2 separate regions of the Mus musculus genome follow, and region 2 is linked to region 1. A link is a contact called in ENCODE Hi-C or POLR2A ChIA-PET data. All regions are on one chromosome and are shown on one strand. Each heading gives the region's core, a stretch centred on a gene start or an enhancer-like site at or near the end of the contact. The rest is flanking DNA. Distances are from core to core; before and after follow the strand shown.

Region 1 (5,017 bases), core at 394-2,893:
GAAGTTCTTATCATACAGATCTTTCACTTCCTTAGTTAGAGTCACGCCAAGGTATTTTATATTATTTGTGACTATTGAGAAGGGTGTTGTTTCCCTAATTTCTTTCTCAGCCTGTTTATCCTTTGTGTACAGAAAGGCCATTGACTTGTTTGAGTTAATTTTATATCCGGCTACTTCATTGAAGCTGTTTATCAGGCTTAGGAGTTCTCTGGTGGAATTTTTAGGGTCACTTATATATACTATCATATCATCTGCAAAAAGTGATATTTTGACTTCTTCCTTTCCAATTTGTATCCCCTTGATCTCCTTTTGTTGTCTAATTGCTCTGGCTAGGACTTCAAGTACAATGTTGGGAAATGTTTTTGTGATGGAGCCATTTTCCCAGGTGTGACATGATCTCTGACACCAAGAAGCAGATTTGCTGTGCTGACTTACATAAGGCCTTGGTTTTCAGTTAGCTGTGCTGTGGGTTGGGACTCCAGTGGTATATGTTTTCATGCTACACATGGTGTGTATGTGTTTGTATACGTGTATATTTGTATGTGTAGGATATGTGTGTGTTTCTGTGTTTCTCTGTGTGTGTTTGTGTATATGGTATGTATTTCTGTGTGTTTATGTGTATGGTATATATGCGTTTTGTATGTATGATATTTGTGTATATGTGTGTGGTATGGTATGTTTTTGTTTGTATGGTGTGTGTGTTTGTGTGTATGTGTATTGGGCCAGGAGAAAAGATTAGTTTTCAAGGACGCAGTTCTCCAATAGGAAATGCCTTTTTAAATAACCCCATCGAGCTTTTTGAGTCATTAAATGGACATGGGTGGAACTGTTTCTTCTAACATCTCTCTATTTCAGGTGAACAGACTTCACTATGTCTCCCCTTGAAGTGATGCACATGCATTTAGCTACTTCACATATTTCCAAAGATTATGCAGACTTTTAAGGATGACAAACTGAAAGCCAGAGAGCCTAGATTTAGGGTTCTCTCTTTTATAAATAGAGATAATTATAACACATACCTCCTAGGAATTCTCTGAGGGTTTAAAGAGATGTGTCATGTAATTACTGTGTGCCCTACCTGGTACACAATACAATCAGTAATCTCCGATTGCTATGAGCAATAGCCACATGGTGATCTTTGTCTGAATCACATGCAAATCTTCAAATCCTTGGTTTAACCAACAAAGTTTAACTCTGCCTTTTCTTCTGCCCAAGCCCAGAACCATTCGTCTCGTCTCATCTCATCTCATCTCATCTCATCTCATCTCATCTCATCTCATCTCAGAAGGGTGAAGCATCTTTGGGATCGCGTAACAATTGGAAAGGGCAGTGAGATTACGAATTAATTCTTGGTAAAGGTCAGTGACTGGACTTCCCTGGATGGCTTAGGCTACCAGTTCCATTTCAAACAAGGAGAGAAGAACCTTTAACCCCTCAGAAAGGGATAAGCTAAACACACAACTGGGAGAGACACACAAGGCATTTCCTTTGGAGCACATGATGACTGATAGGTTGAGAACTCCAACACTGAGCAAAGCCCGTGTTTGCACAGCTGGGAAACACTCCATTAACTCTGATTTCGAAGGGGAATCATCTAGCGCTCGTTTCAAATGCTGGCACGCTGCACATTAGAAAAGGTCATCGCCTCTTCGTGGGATATCTGGACTTGCCGACTGTCTTTGCTGCTGTCCCAGTTCACTTGTTTATGCAATGGTGTGAATACGGCATTTAAACTGCCTGGCCTGTCTCTCATGGCAGGGATGGCTTTAATGTCTTTAAAATGGCATGCTGCGTTGTTTCATTAGAGTTGCATTCCTTAGGGCAGGCCCTACTTAGGTATAAAATGAAACAAACCAGTCTGTTCCAAGTCTCTTTGGATTCTGCCAGCTTGTTGAAGGAGGCAGAGAACTAAGGCCCATGAATGTTCCCCAGGCGTGTGTCTGAGGCTGGCTGACTATGAACTGTTTCCATGGCTACCAGATTTCTAAGAAAGACTTTCTGCCTGGACGGTGGGTCGTTGAGCGCCAGGGATCCAGGGATGGCATAATGGCCCTCCCCGTCCTCCCCTCCCTCAGGGTCACTCTGTGGTCAGGCAGCTCAACCTGTCAGCAGGCTTCACTTTGGCCTTTCCTCGGTCTGCTCAAGTCCTGGATGCTGACAGTTTATTTCACGGAAGAACTTAGTTGCGTCAGGGCAAAACCATGTCATGGGGGTAGATAGGGCTTCGGACGTCGTGTCACTTGAGCTGAAAATGTTATGCTGCCTCCATCATGTACCAATCCAAGATCATAAACAAAGACTTAATTAATGACCATAGATGAATCCTTGATCATGACTGACGCCAACATGAAGCCAGTGTTTACATGGGTGCAGAGGAGCGGAACCTGACACTGTCATAGTGAGTGCGACTTTGAAGAGACGGCAGACAGTGACATTCTGTTCCCCAAAGCCATCAGAGGGAGAACTAAATCAGGAAGGCAAAACCGGCAGGAACAAAGGGTGCATAATGAATCTCACTGACAATCTGGCCAGCAGCTATCCTTACATCCACAGATTTTCTGAACCTATAAACCTTACAGACTAAATTCTTGAGCTAAGTCCTGACTTTGTCTTTTGAGAGGCTCTGCCAGAGCCTGACAAATACAGAGGTGGGTGCTCGCAGCCAACCATTGGACTGAACACGGGATCCCCAGTGGAGGAGTTAGAGAAAGGACTGAAGGAACTGAAGGGGTTTGCAACTCCATAGGAAGAACAACATCAACCAACCAGATCCCCCAGAGCTCCCAGGAACTAAACCACCAACCAAAGAGTACACATGGAGGGACCCATGGCTCCAGCCGCATATGTAGCAGACGATGGCCTTGTCAGGCATCAGTAGGAGGAGAGGACCTTGGTCCTGTGAAGGCTCAATGCCCCAGTGTAGGGGAATGCCAAGACAGGGAAGCAGGAATGGGTGGGTGGGTGCTGGAACACCCTCACAGAAGCAGGGGGGGGGAGGGATGGGATAAAGGGTTTCTGGGGGAAAACCGGGAAATGGGATAACATTTGAAATGTAAATAAAGAAAATATCCAATAAAAAAATCAGAAATGAAAAAAATTCAAAGATTCTTAAAAAGGATAACTAAAACTAAATTTTGATATGATATTAGTTGATTAAGACAAGGTTCCAATTTGAGGACTTTTTGTCAGCTGGACAGCAGAGAGGCAAAGGCAATGATGATGCCCAAGTATCTACTAGCTAACGGGAAAATTGCAATCTAGTGTGGTAAGGATTGAAATAAAGGGGAAAAAAGGAAAGGAATTTTCCCCATGACCACAGAATAAAGAAAAAAACAAACTGGGAAGCATAACTTAGTCTTTTTCAAATGTCAACAAAGGTCTAAGATATACAGAAGGGCCTCTGCTGTCAAAGGGAGTCTGGTGTTTACCTAATTCCCCTATCCCAGGCCTCCTCTAGTCCTGCTACACCTGCTCCTGAGATAACGCTGAACCATGGCCTGGGATGTGCGTCATGATGCACACTTTTTGTGAGGCAAGCTGAGCAATAAGCAAAAACAATAGTACTACTTGTTACTTCAGGGATTCAAGGAAGCATTCAAGCTCTGCCACAAAGCATTTTTTTTCCTTTTTTGGAGGCAAGGAAACTGATATTTGCTTTAAAGACTATTCCAAATAGAACCAGAGAATTAAAGACAACGCCAAATGAAAGGCATCATGAGAGCAGGCTTATTTACCTGGCTCCAGCAATCAATCGCCTTTACTCCTTGGGATCTGCATTTTCCCTCTGTGAGCTTCCCTCTGAACATGCATGACAAAGTGACCCAGGCTGGGTGACAGAATCTTTTTCTGGAAGAGGGGTTGGAAGCTAGCCTTTAGATTTGCTAGTCATTATCCAGGGAAGAAGTTCTCAGATCTTCCATGTTTCCTGCGTAGTACGTGTTGTACAGTAGGAGGGAGCAGTATGAGTGGACAATTTCAAACCACACACAGACACAAAGCAGGGATCTTCTATCTCCGTTTTAAACATGATGAAAACATGTGAAGAGAACCCACAAAGGAAAAGAAAAGCAAAAATACATTTCCCCTGCTCTTTCATGAAACTCAGCCTTCCTTCCCACTTAATGGTTCTGAGTCACTCCTTTCTTTTTCCAGAACATTCCCTTTTTGTGTAAATTGCAGAGAAACAACTTTGGTTGCTGGAAATAAAGTACTTTTTTTTTTTCTGAAGTCGTCAAAGCTGCAGCTGAGACCTGTAAAACTTTCATCACATCTTTCTTCCACTAAAACCCAAGCACTACCATGTTGATGCATTATAGCTTATGAGACCAGCGAAAGGATAGACCACCTGAGTCTGTCAATACCAACTACTGTACAACAGGACATCCATCTTTATTAGTATGGATAATTAATTTTACTTGTGTGGTAAGCTATCATAGGAGCACCTGCTCTGAGGAAGTTCAAGGCTGGGCTCTGTCAGGTGATCAAGATGAAGTCAGAGTCTGAGGCTGCTCTCACAGAGCCCGTGGTCTCAGAGGGGAAGTAAGGCAGATCAACAGATCACTGACCCAAGGGAATAATGTGAGCACTTATGTGCTAGAAACAGGGCTACTAGTCTGACTTGCATGACCCACTTCCTGCCTACAACCTGCATATTGGGCAGGTATGACACCACCCACTTTATGCAGGGGATGAAACTCACACCCATCCCAATAGCAAGAAAATGCTCCATTTAAGGTCCAAATCCTTCTGGGCCATAATGGAAGAAGTTCTTACTAAAATAGAAATCCCTGTTACTTCCATTCCCATTCCTTGACTCAGGCCTTGTGTTTGATACACTGTGGGGATTGATAACAAATTTACTTTATGAATACAAAAAATCCATAAATGATTGAGCACCTTAGGAACTAGTATTGAACAACTAAACCTAGCATGCACCATTTCACCAATCCTTCCATTTAATGAGAACCAACAGAAGAATAGGATACAAAATTACAGTTCTACAGGAAAATTAAACGCA
Region 2 (5,419 bases), core at 1,152-3,651, 51 kb after region 1:
TTTTGAGGTGGGTTCTCACTAGCAGTCTGAACTATCTTCAAACATATGACTCTCCTGCCTTTCCTTACAGAATACGGGAATTCCAGGTGTGTGCTACCTTGACCAGCAAAATCAAAAAAGGTTTATAAAGCCCTTTCAAAGTTGTTCCTATCCATAATATATTATGTCAACACATCTTTGTGAACAGCAGGTAGGTATGCCGGGAGGAGAGAGAACAGGAAGAAGAAAGCTCACGTGTGGCTCTCAGGTTCAGGCCCTTTTGTTTTCATAAAGGTCATGAGTTTCAGGCTATGACAACCTGAAACAATTTCTCATGTAATTTATTTCTGGCCCATTTGTAAACATCAAATGGCCTCTTTTATTGGGTTATATACAGCTCAGTTAGGAAAAATTAAAACAGCTTGTAAGTCCAGGAATGGTTTTTAATGTTCAGAAGGCAATTTTTATTTTTATATTTTGTGATTTTCATTAATAGACAAATTGATTTCTCTTGCAAGTCACAAGAACCCAGTAAAAAACTATGAGTAGAACCCAGTTTTCTTCATCAGTTTGGCTCAGTTGCTTCCTGCTGCCTGCTCTTTTGGGTCATCAATAGCATAATAATATCATCATATACCTGGGTTAGATCTTTGGTTCCATTAGTGACCCACATCACTGGGTCACTAAATTAATTTACTTAGATGAGCTACTGAGATTGCTTAGTAGTCAATGTTCTTCCTGTGTTAGCATGAGTTCAGATCTTTAGAACCCACAAAAGAGCCAGGCATGGTGTCAGATGTACAGAAGGCAGAGACAGGTAGATTCCAGGAGCTCAAGGGCCAGAAGATCTAGCAAAATCTCTAGGATGACATAAACCTGCAGTCTCAAGTAACTGAGGGGGTGAGAGCTGAGGCAGAGGGATCACACAACTCCAGGAGGTAGAGTCAAGCCTGGACAATGTAATAAGAGCTGATCTCAAAATAGTAAAGGGGCTAGAGAGATTGCTCAGTGGCTAAAAATATGCACTGATCTAGCAGCGGACCCACGTTCAGTTCTCAAGGACTCATAGTTGCCTGATTCCAGCTCTGGAGGACCTGATGCCTCTGGACAGCATAAGCTCCTGAACTCACAGGAAAAGAGGTGTGTGAAAACATAGATTTTAAAAATAATAATTAAAAAAAAACCCAACTCTTTAGAAAATAACAGAACAAAAATAAGATACCAGTAGGGTGCCCCTCTACCCCATTAGAGGAGGAGCTTGAATCTCTTGACCTGGGTTGAAATGAGGGAGAATTGGGGTCCCAAGTCCTCAAGCCCTTCCCCCTCCATTTCCCCAGGCTCCTGCCCAGTCTTCTCCTCCTCTCTGGTTTCATTCCACCTGCAATGTCTCCCAAACATTCCTTTCTCAGATGGGCCAGCATGGGACTCAAAGAAGGAAGAGTGTTTAAAGTGGCAGCAGATGCCACCAGCTACAAGTTCCTTCCATTGCTGCTGTATTTACACCCTTGAGTTTGGTCCTGCCCAAGTGCCTTTGTCTTCTGTCATCTGAAGTATTTCAGGCAGGTTCAAGTCTTCTGGGTTTCCAGTGACTCAGACTGTCAGCACTCCATAAGCATAGAACAACCTAGTAATTATGCCCTCTTGCCTACAAGCCATTATGGTTTCAACAGTCTTCTGTGTCAGTTAAGACCCCTGCTGAGCTGCCTATATTTGCATGGTCACTGGCAATTTGTACACATTTTTACCCACATTCACAAATATCCTCTTACTCTAGACATGGACATCCTTGAGAGACAACACACACACACACACACACACACACACACACACACATACACACGGTAGGAGAAAATTATATCTGAAGGCCACTGACCATGCATCAATGTATAAAACACTTCACAAAAGATGAAAAGAGTCAGGCCAATGTTATTCTTTCCGTGTTGTTCACATTTCCCCCAGTCACGTTCCATCTCCTTCCGCAAATGTTCTCGTCATGTTTTATTCTGACTATGCGAATTCTGCTTACTTGAACATTCTCTCCTCTTCAAAGACGATTGCAGGCAGGAGGCATTCCATTTTAATCCTTCACTTTGCCCTCCCGAATGTCAAGCATTTGTGTGCAGTGTCTTCAAAATCAATAGGGACCCAAGACATATCGCAATGAATATCAGATTGTTCCGAGCAGAATATTAAGCATGCTTTATGTTTTTCTAAGGCGGGTTTTAAAAACAGGACTGGCAACAAAAGCAAGTTGAAAGTTTATGAAAACAGACAACCCTAGCTGTATTGCATTTCCCTTTGTCTGGAAGCCAGCTCTTTTGAAAGAGTTCAAAGCAGAACGGAATTGTGGCTCGTCTTCTAAGCAAACAACACTGTCCCTGCATGTCAGCGAGTCTCCCTGCTGCCTCCCAGCTCCTGATGGCCTACCTCACTCCCTGCAATTTGCCATCCACATTCCCGAGACTCTTCCTCGGTTACAAATCTGCTGTGGATGCCATTGCATTCTATATCCACAGGCAGTTTCCTGGGAAGCAACCGCGAGTAATCGATTTGTCACTAGGATCTGACAATAGCTTGAAAATATTCTTATTTGGACTGTGTGCCGTTGATTACTTTAAATGCAAGTAAGGGGAGAGAGCAAAATGATAGTGACAGAGGGCTCCAGAAAGGGACAGTAAACTTGATTTTCTGTTTGTGCAAAGTGCTGCTATGATAACATGTTGAGTGTAATTTTAAAAAATAATGAATGACAGGCCAACAGGGCTGATCACCATGCCCACTGGCAGAAAGAGGCTCTGGAAAATGAGGAAAAAGAAGAACAACTATCTGGCAAACAGAAAACTGGAATTAACTGCTCCATCTTAAGGATATTTAGAAAAGATGTGCACCACCCCCACACCCCTGCCAACACACACACACACACACACACACACACACACACACACACACTTCCCAGAAATGGCTTTGGCGTTCATTAATGGCTGGTTTGAATGCTGGGAAGGGAACAAGGAAGCCTGGCAGTCTCTTGCCTACAGTCTTTTAGCTCTGGTTCCCTCTTCCTGGAATGCATGAAGAATAAGTTAAGTGTGCACAGGGCTTCACTCCCTTCCAGACCACAACAGTGAGGGGCACCTTGTAGCCAGGATGGAGGAGAAGATCCTGGAAGAGCCAGGAGCATGGGTTACAGTGCTGGGTTCCTTAGTTTCCCACAAGGGCCAGATGCATGTTCCTCTCTATACACTGGAATCTCTGGGCTGGGAGGATTAGAAGTTATCATTCCTCAAGAACAAGGGCAACGAAGAATCTTCTTGCTGGACCTGCCATATGAAATACAGATAACTTTGTTTTTGCATATTTGATGGGCGTGTGTGTGTGTGTGTGTGTGTGTGTGTGTGTGTGTGTGTGTGAAGACCTGGGGTTCCTCTGTTGACTTTGAAGAGTATTGAAGTAGTGTCTTTCACTAACTGGAGAGCCAGATGTTTGAAATAGTGTGGCTAGCCAGTTTGCTTTATGAATTCCATACCCCAGCCTCCATGTACTGGGACTGCAGACAGGCTCTCACACACATCTGCCTTTTCTGTGGGTTTTGTAGATCTGTGCTCTGGTTCTCACCCTTGCACAGCAAGCAGTTTCTCCTCAACCCTAGAAAGTAGAATTCTTATTGCTCTGGGAGTCTTGGTGGAAGTCACAGATGATTTCAAGACATCAACACCCCCCCCCCCATGCAGCACCTAGTCACTTGTTAAGGTCATTATTACTCGCAGGTCTGGCTTCACTAGGCAAAGCCCAGGCCAGGTGAAGAGATGAGAAAGGAGTGAGTCATTAATCAGGCTGCACCCTCACACTGTGTGACAGAAATTATGGTGAGACAAAGAAGAAAACACTGCTGACCTCTGAGGATTCCAGCAGTTCATCCCTACAGCCAGACATTACTTCTCCAGACACTCAGCATCCAAGCCAACACTTGACTTACATCCTTTCTCAGAGGCCTTTTCTAAGCAGGAAGTAGAAGAACCACATATATTCCAATGTGAAACATCTAGGAGTCTGAGGGGCATGGGAGACACACTGGGTGTTGGGAGCAGGGAAGACTGTTTTAACTCAAAAACTTCTTGATTGTCAGTGACCGATAAAACCATTCTTGGGAGTGCTAGCCTAGTGAAGGCTCTCCACTGCAGTGGGGCTCAAGTTCTGCTCTAGATGAGATACTCACCTTGGGAGTCTCTTCATGAATAGACTGAATATGCAGATGCCTGGAACTGATCCCAGGGCCACAAGGAAGACAGCAAGGCTGATGGGATCTGAGTAGAGCCACAGGACATTCTTACTGCCACTGGGCTTCCAGAACAGAGGAACTCTGTGTCAGCCTCTATCATCATAATGCTGCTTAACTCGAGGGACTGTCTCACTGGAGCATCATTTAAAGTTTCCTCTGGAGGAGCTGGCTCATCAACTAAAAACACTTGTTGCTCCTAAAGAGAATCTGAGTATGGTTCATAAAATCTACACATGGCTCACAACTATCTGTAACTACAGTTCTAAGGAAACAGATGCCCTCTTATGGTCTCCATAGGTGCTGCATGGACATAGTGGATATACATGTATGTAGACAAACATGCACATAAAAGAAAACTAAATTAATCTTTTCTTTAATGTTATCTAGAGAATTTAAACTTGTGATATAGACAGTGTCTTTGATGACCTGGAACAAAAATTAAAACCCTGAAATCAAAGCAAAAGTTAAAAAACCTTGCTAAGTAATATGGGGTGTGAAGGACACAAAGGCATCCATTGGCAAGACACATGCAAAGGGCAGTTGTCTGAACTGAGCCCAATTGTCCCTTGGCACATTTCCAACCCCAATGATGAATACTTTCCTAGTGGTGAGATCCTATACAAGTGACCACTGGTGTTGTATACCCTGGAAGCAACAGTCTTACTAAGGCACCTGCCAGGTCCAGAGAAATAAACAGCAGGGATCACAGAATCAGGGGATGAAGGATGTCAGCACTGTTCATATGTAGTGCCAGCTCCCCAAGGCGTTTGAAAACTCCCCTGAAGTCAGTGCAGGGTCAGACAGCCTCTTCCCTGGCCATGTGGAATGTCTCCCTGGCTAGTTGGCTTGCCAGACACACTCCAGATGACACATGAAGGCTATGGGAGCCCTCTCAAGTGGGCGACTGAAGGAAATATTGGCCTGAATCACAGATGCACCAAGAATTGTTTGTGACCTTACAGCTGTCAGCAGCTACAGTTGAAGCTAAAATTTTATCTAATTATAATGGTGGAGCTTCAAGACACCAAACAGGAACATGCTACTATTCAACTTTGACTGTGCCACCCACCCTCTCCTTATGCTACCCACCCCTCACCCCCTCCTATGCTACTCACCCCTCTCCCTTTGCCCTCACCCTTCTCTCCATGCACCCACTCCTCTCCC

The links. Hi-C counts contacts between places; a loop is a spot of excess contacts on that map. ChIA-PET counts read pairs that join two places held with the same protein, here RNA polymerase II (POLR2A).
Region 2: a map of gastrocnemius shows a loop between it and region 1 (12-fold over the local background). The contact joins two enhancer-like sites. A Hi-C loop is called at or near these places in 1 of 37 maps with a recorded cell type or tissue (gastrocnemius). POLR2A ChIA-PET finds 5 or more read pairs at or near these places in 1 of 5 experiments (Patski).

What each region holds. Positions count from the first base shown.
Region 1 is chr14:29,177,308-29,182,324 of GRCm38, forward strand. The region is part of intron 12 of Cacna2d3 (calcium channel, voltage-dependent, alpha2/delta subunit 3); the gene reads right to left. Among named protein-coding and RNA genes, the nearest start is that of Lrtm1, 160 kb to the left of the region's middle. Within about 2 kb of position 1,644, at least 2 of the 3 ENCODE cell types and tissues checked have a DNase peak (open chromatin) inside an H3K27ac peak, as active enhancers do; they include gastrocnemius, where a contact is called at or near this core.
Region 2 is chr14:29,227,158-29,232,576 of GRCm38, forward strand. All of the region lies in intron 11 of Cacna2d3 (calcium channel, voltage-dependent, alpha2/delta subunit 3), which reads right to left. Among named protein-coding and RNA genes, the nearest start is that of Lrtm1, 210 kb to the left of the region's middle. Within about 2 kb of position 2,402, at least 1 of the 3 ENCODE cell types and tissues checked has a DNase peak (open chromatin) inside an H3K27ac peak, as active enhancers do; it is gastrocnemius, where a contact is called at or near this core.